Linked DNA regions of Mus musculus: regions 1 and 2 are each linked to region 3. A link is a loop called in an ENCODE intact Hi-C map of the cell type or tissue named here. Cell type or tissue: left cerebral cortex. All regions are shown on one strand. Each heading gives the region's core, and the rest is flanking DNA. Links, peaks and the distances in the headings are about the cores only.

Region 1 (5,340 bases), core at 145-5,144, 210 kb before region 3:
CTTTGCCACCAGGTCCAGCTTTTGTGATCTATATAATAATGTGAGATATATATCAAAATGTATCACTCAGGGATGTGTTTCTCAGCGGGCTCAGCCACAGACGAGCACCTAGCAACAGAGAGGTACAACCCCACTCGCAAGTCAAGGCCCTCCCCATCCGCCCACAAGAAACCGAAGCCAGTAACCCGCAGCTTAGCACTGAGTTGAGGACCCGGAAGAATCAAGTGACTTCCAATAGTGCTTGTGAGGCCACTGATTTTTAAGCTTCAGGCAGCCGCTCGCCCCAGCGCCCACCCGCAGGCTCTGGGCCAGGGCTTGCAATTCAGACGCTGCAGGCAAAACCTCTAGCCCAAACCCAGACTCAAATCCCTCCCGACATTGACCTTCCCCCACACCCAAACAAGTCCTCGCCAGCCGTCAGCGCATCTTCAAGGCCTCCAGCACCCGGCTCTACTGGGAGTAACGACGAACGCAAATGCAGAGTTAAAATTTGGCAGTTACCCTGGAGGTGGTGGAGCACGCCTTTAATCCCTTAGGGGCAGGCAGAAGATCTCTTGGGTTCGAGGCCAGCCTGGTCTACCTAGGGAAACTATTCTTGAAAAACAAACAAAACAACAAATTTTGATAATGAAGTTTCAAATGCCTGTATGGTGTTTAGACTTTCCTAATTACTTTCGTGTTTGAACACCTTGGTAGAATAACTAAACTCTTCAACTCCCTTTACCTATAGAAAATTTACATATAACCAGACTATAGAGAATTTACATAAAAACCAAACTAGTTCACTTCCCTCGGAGCTTCCTGGCCTAGTAATGGGCGTGGGGCCCCGTAATGGGCGTGGGGCCCCGTCTCCCCGCCCACCTGAGGGTCCTACTCAACACCTTAAGTTTCTTTTAAGGGAGGTATATTCCTCCGAAGTCCTCAATCACAAACCGTTTATAGGAAGAAGAGGCCCCATCCCCTGCCGGTCTACACGGAGATCTTGGCTGCTAACTTCCCACAGACTCTCCAGGACGGGGGCCTCTCTCATTTGGCATATCTTTCTTTTTAATCTACTGTTTTCATTTTGTGAAATTAGCCTTTGGGTGTTTCGAGAATGGCTTTATGAACTAAAGCCATCTGCTAATATTGTGTTTCTTGTCTTTTCCTCCAACGTTTTTACGAGCCGTCGAAGATGGGGTACTTCTCATCCAGGTATGAGCTAACCTTGACTTTTTGGTTGCTGGAGATAGCCACTTCGGAAAATCACGTTCTATGACGCTCTGATTTTTGTCTTGCTTGAACCTTGTCAGTAACATTGCTGCTTTTCCTGAAGAACCTGGAACTTTATAGTTAGATACTGCTTTGCCATCGGCTTCTTAAAATGTCAATTTTTTATATTGCCTTTGTGTGTGTGTGTGTGTGTGTGTGTGTGTGTGCGCGCGCGCGCGCGGGCACTCGCTCGCATATACTCGAGTGGAGGTTAGACGATGACTCACTGGAGTCCGATCGATCATTTGGGTTCTGGGCATCCGACTCAGGTTGTAAAGCACCCTCTGGGCTCGTCCCATCAGTCATGTCGGTGACTGCCAGAGAAATAATGCTTTCCTTCTCTTGCATACATAATATTAATCTTACAGCCTAATCAAGACTGCCTCTACACGTTAATGGGAGAGATAAATTCAATACTTAGAAACATTAGGAATAACAAACCAATTGAACTTGGAACCATTTCAAGTGACAGGACAAGTTTTTTTTCCCCGTGGAGCCGGGCGTCGGACCAGCGCTTGCGTGTGGTTGGCAAGTCTTCTCCAACCCATACAGCCATTTAAGAATTTATATATGCAAAAAAAGAATTTATATATGCAAACAATGCACCGTGGAAAAATATGCCGCTTATGCAGAATAGAATGTTTTAGCTTTTTAATTTTATAACTTTAAAATTGTGTGTGTAAGGGTGGGGCCTAAGGAATATTCATGATGAAATATTGGATGCTGGGGACTTGTTTTAAACAGTTAATTCAAAACACAGCCCTTGTTCCGAAGAGTAAGAGTTTATTCCGAGCGTGGCCGTGGCTTGGGAACAAGGATTCATATTGCCCTAAATGAACATGGAAGAGCTTATATGAGCTCCTTGGTAGTCACAGAACAAAAGAAAGTATAAATGTGACTTGTAGACGTTAACTGTGTACGTGTAAATGATGCAAACATTAGCTGTATCAGTGAAGACATCGGGTAGGGCTCCAGCCTCAGTTTTTTCTGGAGCTGTGATCTGCTTACACTGCTTCATCCCCGAGGTCTTTATGTGACTGTCAAAAGGATACTAAGTCATAGAGAGAGAGAGAGAGAGAGAGAGAGAGGTTCATGATAAACAGCCGCCACTGGGTCGTTAAACATAGCCCCAGGACACTTAGGGCTGCTAGTGCGCAGCCTTCCAACTCTACAATCACACAGTCACTCTACATGTGGTTATTTTTAAAGATTTATTTATTATGTATACAGCGTTCTGCCTGCATTTGTGCATGCGGCCCAGAAGAGGGCACCAGATCTCATTTTAGATGGATATGAGCCACCAGGAAGAATTGAACTCTGGGCCTCTGGAATAGCAGAGGGTGCTCTAACCTCTGAGCCATCTCTCCAGCAGCTCCAACATGTGGCTTTTTAAGAGAGGGAACTTCTGTCCGGTTTTGTTACTGGAGACAGCGCGGTGGCGCTGTTCACGGTCTCCTTCGTGGCCTGTGCCCTTGCGCTGAACGCTTGGTTTTGCTAACTGATGTCCAATCTTCTTCTCCCAGTGTGGTTTTGCTTGTGGCCATTTCCAGTGCGTTTGAATTTGGACCCGTTGCTGGTGAGTTTTCTTTTGTTTGGGGTTCAGGCGTTTTGTTTTGTTTTTTCCCCCTGGGGAGGAAGGAGGCTTCCAGACAGGGTTTCTCTGTGTAGCCCTGGTTGCCTTGGAACTCACTTTGTAGACCAGGGTGTCCTTGGACTCAGATTCACTTAAAGGCGCAAGCCACCCCTGTATGGTTGGGTTTCAGGTTTTTGAAACTGGATGTCACCAAGTCCAGGCTGTCCCCCCACCCCTCCACATATGGGCATGTGTGCACTTTTTTTTTAAAGATTTACTTATTTTATTATATGTAAGTACATTGTAGCTGTCTTCAGACACTCCAGAAGAGGGCGTCAGATTTCGTTACAGATGGTGTGAGCCACCATATGGTTGCTGGGATTTGAACTCAGGACCTTCGGAAGAGCCGTCAGTGCTCTTAACCACTGAGCCATCTCACCAGCCTGCATGTGTGCACTTTAAGGACCTTGTACCCCAGCCTGCCTAGGAACTCACAACACAGTCAAGGTTGAGCTTGAACTCCTGATTCTTCTGCCTCCCAAGTTCACTACCAAATCTAGCTGAGGTTTTGATTTTTATTTTATTTTATTTTTTTGACCAACAACTTTTGTTGCCATTGTTGTTCATGTGATTTAACCCAGGCTCTGCACCTATTGGACATACTTCCAGATTACCCTCCATCCTACCCCCCCCCCCCAACCCCCCTCTGCACTGGGGCTAAACCTTATGCTTACTTAGCACACTACCATTGAGCTACATCCCCAGCACTCAGTGTTTGGGGACAGGGCTGCTCAGTGTCGCCTCTCACTGGATCCTCCCTCCTCCTCCTGAGTGTGGAGACCTTTGGCAAGCACCACCCTACTTGGTGGTGGATGGTGGGGAGGAGGTGTTTTTCTTATGAACACCAACAATATTTTGTGGCCTAAAATATGCAATACAGGGAGAGACCTTGCCATCAGAGATAACAGCATTTGGGACCAGAAAGAACCTGCCGTACGCGATCGGTCTTTCCAGTTTGTGCCTTCCGTGGGGATACAGAACAGTAAGACTTTTTGCCTTAATCCATCTCTGTCATGGCTCTTGGCACATCTCTGAAGTAACCCTTTAGCACTTACCCCAAGAGACATGATGAGTGAGTTAGCAGCTGGGTGGGTTGTACTAGCTTGTCATAAAAGTGAGTGAGGCATGTTCATGTATGTCTCTCTGTGTGTATGTGTGTGTGTGTGTGTGTGTGTGTGTGAGAGAGAGAGAGAGAGAGAGAGAGAGAGAGAGAGAGAGGGAGAGAGAGAGAGAGGGAGAGGGAATGTCCCTGATAGTCTCTGATACTCAGTTTCTCTCCTGATGCCACTTCATGCTGGGACCAGCTATCAGACCATCAGACTAGGTGACCAATCTGGTCCAACCATGAAAGTTATTTCCCTGAAAGGTAGGCTCGTGTGCTATAGGTCTTTCCGAGTACTCTGGGGAGTGAATGCCAGAGTGCTGCATGAACCGTTGCTTATGGGCTTTTCAATCCTCCACCTGCCCCATGACTTCTCTTACATTTCAGGTAAGTCGCTTAATAAAACTTGCTGTCTGAATGGAGGGACTTGCATCCTGGGGTCCTTCTGTGCCTGCCCTCCTTCCTTCTATGGACGCAACTGTGAACATGATGTTCGCAAAGAGTAAGTGCTGTTGAGAGGGAACAGGATGGGGGATGGGCAGGGAAGGAGGGAGAGGAATTTCTGACAGTGGGGGTTGTCACTTCTTTCCCAGGCACTGTGGGTCTATCCTCCATGGCACCTGGCTGCCCAAGAAGTGTTCCCTGTGCAGATGCTGGCACGGCCAGCTCCACTGTCTTCCTCAGACCTTTCTACCTGGCTGTGGTAAGTAATTGTCCCTCTTTCTTTAATCCTGTCAGGTCCTTCAGATGCCCAAGGGACCCCCTTTCTCCTCCTGCTCTGCCAGAGCCTTCTTGACCTGACAGGACCTGCCAGCCAGCCAGCCAGCCAGACCTCTGCCTATAAAATAGCATAAGGGCAGCAGGGCCATACAGCCTAGCAGTCCTTGGTGGGTGCTCTCAGATGCTGGGTCCTTAGGGAATGCTCCCTTAGCTAACCCTGGGAAAGGATTCCTTAGATCCGTCATGGTGATCCAGAGTCATTGGTGGGTGATACCTTAAGTAGATGAGGTCCCAACGTGTGGGATCCGTGGGGGTGCTCCCTCAGGCACAGGTCATTCCGATGTGGGGTTCTTAGTGGGCATGTCCCAGATACAAGGCCATTGGAATGTTCCTAAAGCACTGGCTAGGAGAGGAATGACCCCTTGGGTATGGAGCTGTTTGGTGTGCAATCTCTGATACAATGGATCTTTAGGAGGCGTGGGGTCCTGACTGAAGGACACTCCCTCAGCCCCTACTGTCCCGTCACCTACAGAGTTCCCACACATCTACTTGAGACTGATTGTCAGCAGGCTTCTGCTGGAGACAATGAACAGGAAAAGACCTAGCCACCAAGACAGGAAGAAGTGACTTCTGC
Region 2 (5,340 bases), core at 145-5,144, 220 kb before region 3:
CATACACACATAGCAGCAGCAGCAACAACAACAACAAAAGCAAAAACAAAAATAAATAATATTTTAAGTTAAAATAAAAACCTTTTTTTAAAGAGGCAACCAAAATGCCAAAGTAAAGTAACTGCAGCTAAGCAGGGTGAGAAGCTGGAAGAAGCTTCCTGGGGCATAGGTAGAGAGTGGGGCTGAGAAACGACACGGAGATATATTAGCAAATCAGATTCTTTTAAATTTTATTTTATGTACATAAGTGCTCTATCTTCATGCACACCAGAAGAGGGCATCAGATTCCATTACAGATGGTTGTGAGCCACCATGTATGTGGCTGTGGAGAATTGAACTCAGAACCTCTGGAAGAGCAGCTAGTGCTCTCAACTGCTGAGCCATCTCTCCAGCCCAACAGATAAGAGTTTCAAACTTTATTACTTTATGTGGATGTGTGGTCTGCCTGTATCTATGTCCGGGCACCATGTTCATGTAGTACCCATGAAAGCCAGAAAGCCTTTTAGGATGAATGAGGTCCCTCCACACTTCCCAAGTCTCCAGGCTATAGGGGAGAATATCAGAACATCTGCATACAGGGATATAGTTCAGCTCAGCTTGTGAATCAGACATCTGAGCTGAACAGACCACACAAGGAGCCACAAGAGGAAAGACGCCAGCCAGGTAGACAGTGTGGAGAACTGGCAAGGGCTGGGGCGGGGCTGGTGTTGGGAGTGAACAGGGACACAACCATAAGTGTTGGTTTAGTTGACAAACTTTCCGTGCCTCCGCCCCCAACAATCAGAACAAATTATGATTATGTCAGAATCGCTTTACAAAAGCATTGGCTCCCCGGAGCCAGAGGGCATGACTGGAAAAATGTGTCCCCTGGCACCAGAGCTCTGGTCTCCACTCAGAGTCATATGCCAGGGGACAGGAGGGGAACACTCAGGTCACCCAGTCCTCTGCCTCATCAAATGACACATTGGTCTGTCAAGGGCTTAGGGGGCTGGAGGTGTGGAGTGGGTACCTCAGAGCATCATGGGAAAGATCTGGAGGAGTGAGGAGAAAGCCCGACATGTCTCCCCTATGATGCCAAGCCATTTTGACACTCCCTTTGTGGGATTCAGAGAGAGGCAAGAGCAAAGGAAAGAAAGGGAATGGAGTAGAGTTAAAAGAAAAGAGGGAAAGAGACAGCAGGTGCCAGGGAACGTGTGACTGCTCAGAGGAAGGGCTGGTTCCCCGTGACTATCAGGCAGGAATGAAGATTTCCTAAGGAGGGAGATACTTGTGCCTCGTACCTTTGACTCTCAGACTATGAGACAGTTGACCCTCTCCCTAAAACTGAAATTTCTCTGAATAATGTCGTACTGGGAGAAATAAAGGGCTGAAATCTAGCCCCAGCTAAAGGAGGAGCCTGTATCTCTAAAGATATCACACAGTCCTCACAACTAGTCAAATCATGTTGCAACAGAGATTGGAGCCCAGACAATGACAATGGGTAGGATCACATGACCAGGGCAGTTTAGCTGTCTATACCATCTTACCATCCATTTAAACCTCAAGGACTTGGGGGCAGAGTCCTTTGGAGCCTCTTGATCTATTTCCTATATAGCCACTCAGAATACATCTCCTACCTCTGTACTGTACTGGTGTCTGTTTACCTGACCTATCAAGGACAGCTGCTGAGCCCACCTTGAGGCAGCTGGGACCCAGGTTCTGTCCCTAACAACTCTGATAATATCCCACCTGCCTCCCTGTAACTTCCAAAAGTTCCATCTAGGTGTGTCCTGTGTGGGAAGATGCCCTGCCATCTATTCGTCTTGCTCCAAGAGCATGGCTGTGGCCAATAGAAACTAAACAGGATAGGGGTTAGGGGAGTGGGGGGTTGGTGTACTCCATATCAGAAAGGCCAACAGTGAGGTAGCCAGAGGCTAAAATTTAAGATCAGAATAGCCACCACTACACTTCAGATGAATTATAAACTGAACCACATTTTAGGCTGTCAGATCTGTTTCCCTTGGGATGTTTGATTATTGTTATGGTAATTTATTAAGCTAGAAGCTCCTCAGAAGAGACAGAGGGCACAGAAAGGATTAAGAGGACAGGGGTTGAGTCAGATGGCCCAGGCTGGAATCCTGCCTCCTGGTTTACTGGCCACAAGCCTCTAAGGACAGAGTGGCTGGATTCTCATGTGGGCAAAATACAACCGTAGCACCCAGCTCCCTTGCTTAGTGAGAGAGCACCCTGTGATCTTTGGGTTAAACACTGCTTAAATGGGACCTGTCACATAGTAAAGCTTGGAGAGGGAGGGCCAATTATTTAAAGAAATTAAGACAGACCATTGGCCATCAATTAAATGTAAGATCTAAACAAAAGGTGAGAGTTGGGGTGTGGCTCAGTTGGTAGAGTTCTTACCTGGCATTCAGGAAACCCTAGGTTCCTTCCCCACCCTGGGCTACCTGAGATCCTGTCTCAAAACAAGCGACCAAACTGACACACCAGAGGGCCGTGGCATTAAGAGGCTTTTCCCTATTCGACTCGGTTAGCGGGTTCTACACCTCAGGCCGTGTCCAGCCAACAAGCCATCGCACCTGGGCTGTTTACGGAGCTGGACAATTCTCCTTTGGATCTCCAATCACTTTGCCACCCTGTCCCAACCACACCAGGGGGCGCACGAAGCTTTATGAAAGGAAAGACCTCTTCTCCAACCCTCCCTCCTTGTTGTCAAGTATATTTTCCAAGGACCAGAAGAGGACACAAACAAAGTTGATTTATCGCCCCTTGGACAGCACGGTAGAGATCATTCTTGGGCACGGGGGGCAGGGAGACGGGCAAGAAGGGGGAGGGGTCCTCTCGAAGGAATCAAAGGATTCCGGAGGACCTTGTCCCTCCAACAGAGTGAGGGCGCCTGCGCGCCCCACGTGTTTTCCTGTCTCCCCACTCAATTGTGGGTCAAAGCCTGGTCCTCTCCATGTGCTTTGATGATGGCTGGCTAGATCTCACCGTAAGCGCACAACGCGGGCGCAGCGACCAGTTCTCTAAGCAGCCTAGACGCCCCCACTCAGCTTCTGCGCAGTCGCAGACAGACGCTCCCACCTGCTAGCTCCCACCGCTCCGCCGCTGGGGCGGAGACCACCCTCCCTCCACTCACCTTCCCTGTGAGAGTGGGCGCTGACAGTACCCGGTTGTGGCCGCCACTCTGTAATCCGTTTTCGATGCTGTTTACGCCCGCAGAACAACACCCCCAGCGGAAGGGCTACCGTGCCTGTGCGCTAACAGGCTATATTTGTAAGCGGATAATATGATCTGGAGGACATGTGCTGATAAACTATCTATCTATTCTATGTGACTCAGCCTAGCAGGAGACAAAACAGATCTGGTCGGGGAGGGCTTGGCAACCGGGCACAGCAAGATTATTAAGTGAGCTGGGCATGCAGGATCCCCTGCGCGCTTCCACAGAAGGCTGGCTCTTCGCAGCAAGGAAAGCCTGGGAGAACAGAGAAAAACAGAGCCGCCGAGGGAAAAGCATTCTGAGGTCTCAGGACTAGGAGCCAAGCAAGAGACAGGATTAGAAAGGCCCTAGGAAGGGATCAAGGATATGTAAAAAAAAAAAAAAAAAAAAAAAAAAACAAAAACATTTTCTGCAATGTTTGGAGCGATACACTGAAAGTCTAGATTTCATCCCCACATGGTTTTTGTCTGTTTGCTTGCTTGTTCGCTGTATCCTTAAATGCAATAGTTTAGTCTTTAGAGAGTTTGCTACCTGTGGAAATAGTCTTGCTGATTGATGGCAGACACAGGAATGACATCCAATAAATAATGGAACTCCAATCTGCTCTCAGGCAAGGGCTCCTCACACACCTTGGTTTGAACCTGGAGTCCTGGAGCAGACCCATTATACTTGAACTTGGAAGGCAGAGAGTCAGGAGATCAAGGTTACTCTCATCCACAAATGGTTCAAGGTCAACCTAGACCAATTAACGCCCTGTCTCACATCTCCACCCCACTCCCCTCAAATAATAAGCAAGGTGACCCACACATGTAATCCCAGCATTTCAGAGGTGGTGCAAGAAGATCAGAAATTTAGGCTCAGCTACATACTAAGTTCAAGGCCAGTCTGGGCTACTTGAGACACAGTCTCAAAATTCAAACAAAAGTCCCATGAAAGCTGAGTGTGTGGTCTCACACCCTTTACTCTTAGCACTGCCTGATGTGCAGGATGCCCTGGATTCAATCCCTAACATTGCAACAATAATACTATTTTGAGAATACACTTACACTAAAAATAATAATTTGTCATTAATCTGAAATTTACATCATACTGAGTAGCCTATGTTTCATCTGCCAAACTTTACACCAAGCTGCCAGGTTCTGGCTCAACTACAGAGCCTGATAGCTATATCTTTAATAAGCTTTACCGGATGCCAACAGTGCTGGCTCATGACCACGTGGTAAGAAGCAGGAATTAGCATAGTCTGGCACAGAGGTAGCCAGGACAGCTCCTCACTGACACAACCCGACCAAGCACCTCAGGTCCTAACTCCAGGGCAGGGTCCTAGGGTCGGTGTTTCCACATGTTTTGAGACTGCCTTTGATGCTCAGTCGAAGGTATTTTAAAATACAAAATGTGTTCACGTTTATGTAAGGAATTGGTGCTGCACTAAACTCACTTGTACAGATTGCCACATCACTGGGTGGCATATCCAAAAAGACCTTCCATGTGGAGGGAGGGCAAGCAGGGCACACCTGTGATCCTAGCTCTCAGGTGGTAATGGCAGAAGAGTCAGAGGTTCAAGGCTATCCTAAATGCTATATAAGACCCTGTCAACACACGCGCGCGCGCGCGCGCGCACACACACACACACACACACACACACACACACACACACACACACACATTTTGCAGTTTCCAAGCTTCCAGGATGTACCAGGTAGGCCTGTGCCCTGTGGTATTCACTTCCCCAAGTGTCCTCAAAACCACAAACTGCTCAAAATATACACTGATAACACAGCTTCCGCATGACGAGCTGGAATCCAAGAGAGTAATACCTTTTAAGGCAATGTTTCTCAACCTGTGGGTCGTAACCCCCAAAGGGATAGTGCAATCCTTTCACAGGGATCATCTAAGACCATTCGAAAACACAGATATTTGTGTTACAATTCATAACTGTAGCAAAATTACAGATATGAGGTAGCAACAAAATAACTGTATGGCTGGGGGTCACCACAGCATGAGGGTTGTAGCATTAGGAAGGTTGAGAACTACTGTGTTTAGCATCCGGCTCGGCTCACAGTCTCTGATGAAACATCATCCACACACAGAAGTTCTACGTCTCTGCGAGGATACACCCACCCTTA
Region 3 (5,340 bases), core at 55-5,054:
TTATCTCCTCAGAGTTCAGCACTCCTGATCTAACCCTGGATCACCAGCAGGCAGTCAGGACCCTGTGAGGCTCCATCCTGGGACATTCCACCATTCCCATACACCCCCCCCTGGGGGGGGGGTTACTAGACAAAGAATGCCAGTGGATGCTGGGTTACTGCTGGACAGACAGACAAGACAGCTTCAATTCTTTTCTCCTCCCTGCAAGGGGGCAGGTCCTAGCCATTGAGTTACCGTGGCTTCAAACTTTAAAAGGGAGGCTCTGGAAGGCAGATGCTCTCCCCGACTCCCCACATTCTCTCTGAAGGGATCACTTTTCGAAAGGGGGGAAATCCCTGGGGAGGTTGCATGAGTTTGGAACCAGCTGCCTCACCTGGAAGTGCTGCCTACAGTCTGACCTTTGGTTTGGCAGGTGGACGCAGACGATGTCTTTACCAAAGAGGAACAGATTTTCCTGCTGCACCGTGCCCAGGCGCAATGTGACAAGCTGCTCAAGGAAGTTCTGCACACAGCAGGTGGGGGTGGGGTCAGCATGTGAAAAGGGTGGGAGTCTAGGAAGCGGGGGACAATCGGGTGAAGGAGTTGGAGGCATTAACCTTGGGTGGGCTCAAGAAAGGGAGACCCAGCCAGAGTAAAGGCCTAAAAGAGATGGATCGGGCAAGGGTGAAGTCAACAGGCTCAGGCGATCCTTACCTTCCGGGACTCGGGAAAGTGCTGTCTGCCCACCGGAGCTCTCAGACCCAGGCATGGCCATGTGGGGGCTGGGGAGGGGGAGAGAGACAAGAGCCTTTGGAAAACTTGCTGAAAGATGTGTGGGTCTCCCTTTGCAGATGGAGAAGGCAGACAAAGCACGGGGTCCCAGTGGATTTAGATGGGGTTGGGCAAGCCAGGGACTTTGCTGAGGGCGCTGGTCCAAACAGGGTGGGCTGGGCCAACTTCCTTAAAGAGAAGATTAGCCATGCCATGCCTGGAAGGATGGGAAGCTCCTGCATAGAACCAGCATCCCTAGAACTAGATGGGACAGGGATGTGTGTGTCACTCAGCCGATAGCCTGGACAGAGGGCGTTGGACCGCGCGTGTGTGCGCGCACACACACACACAGCATCTCTAAGGGACCTTGGCCATGGGTAAGGAGGGCATCTCCCATCTTGGGTCTCCTCTCTGCCCCCTTCCGTGAGTCTCTTTCCTGGAAGCAGGTATGGGCTACATTGGCATTCATCCAGGCTTCTGAGGTCTGGCCAATCTCATCACCCTTGCTTACTGTCTGTCCTTCCAGAGCAGCTTTCTCTCTGGAGCTGGCTCTCGGGTTACTGGGGGCTGGGAGTAGAGCATACCCAGGACACAAGCAAATGGTGACAGATTCTCTATGAAGCAAGAGGACTTTGTTCACATTTGTAAAAACTTCCTCTGCAGACCAAGCTCCACCTATCCTGGCCCACCTGTCACACAGAGGGTAGGGACAGATGAACACCTCATATGATCCTAAATGGGGCCCTCTTCCTAGTTGTGGAACCCACAGTTTGGGTACATCTCTGGCTCCTCATCTATCACAGAACCCCTCCCTGAGCGAGAATGCTGTCAGTCATTGTCACCCCAGTCCCCATTGTCAGTCATTGTCAGTCATTGTCACCCCAGTACAGGTTGCCTGGACTCAGCTTCCCACGGACCCCAACGTAGGAGGGTGCCCAAGGTACCCCAGCTTGGGTTACAGCTGAAGTCACACAAGTCAGATAGTGAGGACTTTCTGGCTAAGGACAGAAGCCTCCAGTGTCTTTTCAAGGAGGACAGGTCAGGCCCCAGCTCAGGTGGTGTCTTCAGGGGCTCTTGTAGAAGCTGCAAGCCCCTGACCCGAGTATCTTCGGGCAGAGGGTGGAGAAGGTGGGCTCGTGTGTCCACTCCTAACACAATGCACTCTTTACTCCTGGCTGTGTCACCCACACAGCAGGCTAGCCCGACTTGGTTATCACCTTTACCTCCATCCACCTCTCCCAGTTTCTGCCATGCGCCCTCTGGCGGGCTGTTTCCTCCATCGAGGCTTTGCCTCCTGGCCTGCCATCCTTTCCACTTCCCAGGTGACCCCACCTCATATGTCAGTCACCCCCTTTGAACCTCTGCCAACCACATCTGTTTCCTGGTTGCTTCTCCACCTAGCAAACACCCCCGGGTCACTTGCTTGTCCTCCCTAATCTTCCAGCAGCCTGAGTGTCAGCATCCTTGATAGGATCAACTCATTGTAAAAAGGGGGAGCCGGTGAGGGGCCGGGCAGTAACCAGGGCTGTGGTTACAGCACAGCCGATGGCTAGAACCACCCCCATTTCTCCAGCCAACATAATGGAGTCAGACAAAGGGTGGACGCCAGCATCTACGTCAGGGAAGCCCAGGAAAGAGAAGGCACCGGGAAAGTTCTACCCCGAGTCTAAAGAGAACAAGGATGTGCCCACCGGCAGCAGGCGCCGAGGTATGTCTGTCCATCTTGTGCCCTACCCCTCCTTAGGCAGTCATTTGACCAGGCTCAGATCCACCTGTCTCCACCAATGTGAGTTCCTACAGAAAGTCAGAGACCACAGCTCCCTTCCCAGAAAAGCAGGCCAGGAGGCATCACGCATAGGGGTGGGGAGTCAGGTGAGTTGGGAGGCCTTGGCATACAAGAAAGTGTGCAGAACGGATGCACTGACTCCCCAGAGAAGGACCCAGAGCTGCAGGAAACCCGTGATCCACTGAGGTAAAGAGAGAGGACAGAGTCCTGAGAGACTAGTCAGGGAGAGATGTAGAGAGACAGAGAAGGGAACAAGACGCTCAACCCAGAAGTCTGGTATGTCAAAGGAAGTACAGAAAGACACATAGTGGGAAGACCCATAGACACAGCAAGAGATGAGGGCAGCCTCAGAAGGGTGGAGGCAGACAGTGGGACAAGGAGAGAAGAGGAGAGAGGGAAACAGGGTTGCCTCGGGGAGGTGAGGAGAGACAAACACAGAGCCCAAGCTGTGGCCACAAGGCCAGTTAGAGCCAGCAGGGTGGGCAGCAGATTCCAGATGGGCCACATCTGGGAGCCTGTGGTCACCCTGTGGCTCCCCAGGGACCAGAGGGAATTGTGGGCCTGGCCGGGTGGGGCTGGGAATATGGCGCCCAGGACAGAGAGCCTTTCACCGAGCTGGGCGGATCCAGCCCTCAAGGCTGCCTTCCAGGGAGGTTAGAGAGTCCTGTGGTCAAAGCCCTGCAGTAGGGGGGGGGGGGCTGTAAGCTGCTGTGGAATGCAATGATCTAGAGGCTGGGGACCCTCTGAGGTCACTTAGCATGGCTGTCAGGGCTCCAAAGTGAGACTGTCACTGTCCTTTGAAATTCAACATTAGCGCTCGGATTTAGAAGATGGTACACCTACTGAGTGGTCGGTCGTGGGTCTTCCAGGCAGGCCTGGATAGAAGGAGTCTAGGTTGATATCCGTCAACTTCCCAAGAGGAAATGGAAATGCAGAGAGCAGGGGACACCTGTGTGAGGTTAGCAGCGCTTTAGAAGTTCAGCTGGCACGGAGAACCAGACTTCCTTCTGTGGTCTCTAGGGAAGGGTCACGTAGGGAGCCTTCAAGCTGAGGGGAAATCTGAGAAAATGGTTCTTCTTCAAACTGGGGACAGGTGGATCCTTGTGAGTTCAAGGCCAGCCTGGTCTGTCTACAGAGTGAAACAATGTCTTTTTTTTTTTTTTTTTTTTTTTTTAAGTCTCCTCAGAGAGCAGGCCAGGCTGAGGCCTTGCGGCCAAGGCCTGCTTTGTGTAGCTTCAGCATGGCATCCACTGCTCTTGACCTTTTTCAGACCAGGTTGGGAATCGTATCAGTATTTCCATCACGGAGACTGCAGTAAATTCTCTGAAGCCATTGGGTTTAGGGAGTAAGGGGATGTGGGTAAAGGTTCAACATATTCTTTCTAGAATGCCCCAAACCTAATGTTTCCAGTCACAGGGCACACTGCCCCCATGGGAATCAAACCCCAAGTGTGTTCATGTCCCTGGGCCTTAGCTATGGACCTGACTCTGTGTTTTCTCTGGGCACAGGGCGTCCCTGTCTGCCAGAGTGGGACAACATCGTTTGCTGGCCATTGGGGGCACCAGGTGAAGTGGTGGCAGTACCTTGTCCCGATTACATTTATGACTTCAACCACAAAGGTGAGGCTAGCCAAATGGGTGGGGACACCTAAAATGGAGTTCAGAGCCTCAGTGGCTCCAGATCTCCATTTGCTTGTCCTGACTGTCCCATGGCCCTTCAGGCCATGCCTACAGACGCTGCGACCGCAATGGCAGCTGGGAGGTGGTTCCAGGGCACAACCGGACGTGGGCCAACTACAGCGAGTGCCTCAAGTTCATGACCAATGAGACTCGGGAACGGGTGCGCACCTCCTCCCTCCCAAGCTTGACCCTTAAGACCACACCTGCCCCATTAGCGAACCTCAACCTAGCCGACTCTCCTAGTCTCTACTTCTCCAGCAACCTTAATTTGTCCTCCACTTTGCCCTTGGTGCCCACCCTGAGTCCCAGTTTTCTGTTTCTCACCTGCGCAGGAGGTATTTGACCGCCTGGGCATGATCTACACCGTGGGATATTCCATGTCTCTTGCCTCCCTCACCGTGGCTGTGCTCATCCTAGCCTATTTTAGGTGGGCGGGGCGAGGAGTGGGGCGAAGGCAGGGCAAAGCCGGCGAGGGGTGGAGCGTGGTCTAGGGTGGGTCCGGGGTGCATCTGGAGGGGTCCAGGGTGCGAGCCTCCTTTCTCCCCCTTCACTGCATCCATCCCCCCTGCGTGATGTCCCCACTTACGGCGCACAGCCCAGCTTCCTGCCCACCGCTGCGTCCTCCCCCCCGACCCCCGTGCCCTCACCCAAGGTGATGTCGCACGCCCGCAGGCGGCTGCACTGCACGCGCAACTACATCCACATGCACATGTTCCTGTCGTTTATGCTGCGCGCCGCGAGCATCTTCGTGAAGGACGCTGTGCTCTACTCTGGCTTCACGCTGGATGAGGCCGAGCGCCTCACGGAGGAAGAGTTGCATATCATCGCGCAGGTGCCGCCTCCGCCCGCCGCTGCCGCCGTTGGCTACGTGAGTGCCCCTCTGCCACCCACCATGTCCCTCGCACCTGCAGCCTATCCCTCCCTCTGCCTGTCTCTTGCTACCTCCTCCAGCTTTAGGCCAGCAAACCCACCTCACAGGGACCCTCACGCGGCTCAACTCACCCCACCACCACCTACCCCCCCCCCTTACTGCTAGCGACTCCCAGTGACCCCCTTTCCCCAACACTGGAGCGCCCCAGCCTCTCCTCCCCATTGCCTTGCTACCTGCTGCTAACACCCCACCCC

What was found. Hi-C counts contacts between places; a loop is a spot of excess contacts. Peaks named below come from ENCODE experiments on the same cell type or tissue, not always from the same donor. Only the 100,000 strongest peaks of a DNase experiment are listed, where the experiment ranks them.
Region 1: it touches region 3 in a loop (2.4-fold over the local background); 6 of 42 quality-filtered maps call a loop at or near these places.
Region 2: it touches region 3 in a loop (2.2-fold over the local background); 3 of 42 quality-filtered maps call a loop at or near these places.

What each region holds. Positions count from the first base shown.
Region 1 is chr9:110,941,678-110,947,017 of GRCm38, reverse strand. It overlaps Tdgf1 (teratocarcinoma-derived growth factor 1), which reads left to right and starts at 860. Exons shown (of 6, transcript NM_011562.2): 1 at 860-1,194; 2 at 2,775-2,827; 3 at 3,765-3,866; 4 at 4,374-4,488; 5 at 4,580-4,689. The coding sequence starts at 1,175. In left cerebral cortex, for the core only: a CTCF peak has its summit at 2,507 (motif pointing right); no DNase peak of the experiment used is centred there.
Region 2 is chr9:110,951,682-110,957,021 of GRCm38, reverse strand. All of the region lies in intron 1 of Lrrc2 (leucine rich repeat containing 2), which reads right to left. Among named protein-coding and RNA genes, the nearest start is that of Lrrc2, 2.8 kb to the right of the region's middle. In left cerebral cortex, for the core only: a CTCF peak has its summit at 2,650 (motif pointing right); DNase peaks (open chromatin) are centred at 2,666 and 3,169; H3K4me3 peaks cover 1,114 bases; H3K27ac peaks cover 941 bases.
Region 3 is chr9:110,726,713-110,732,052 of GRCm38, reverse strand. Pth1r (parathyroid hormone 1 receptor) reads left to right here. Exons shown (of 14, transcript NM_001083936.1): 2 at 413-515; 3 at 2,324-2,458; 4 at 4,045-4,155; 5 at 4,257-4,375; 6 at 4,548-4,642; 7 at 4,888-5,083. Among named protein-coding and RNA genes, the nearest start is that of Gm35775, 12 kb to the left of the region's middle. In left cerebral cortex, for the core only: a CTCF peak has its summit at 2,013 (motif pointing left); DNase peaks (open chromatin) are centred at 2,011 and 5,005; H3K4me3 peaks cover 611 bases; H3K27ac peaks cover 285 bases.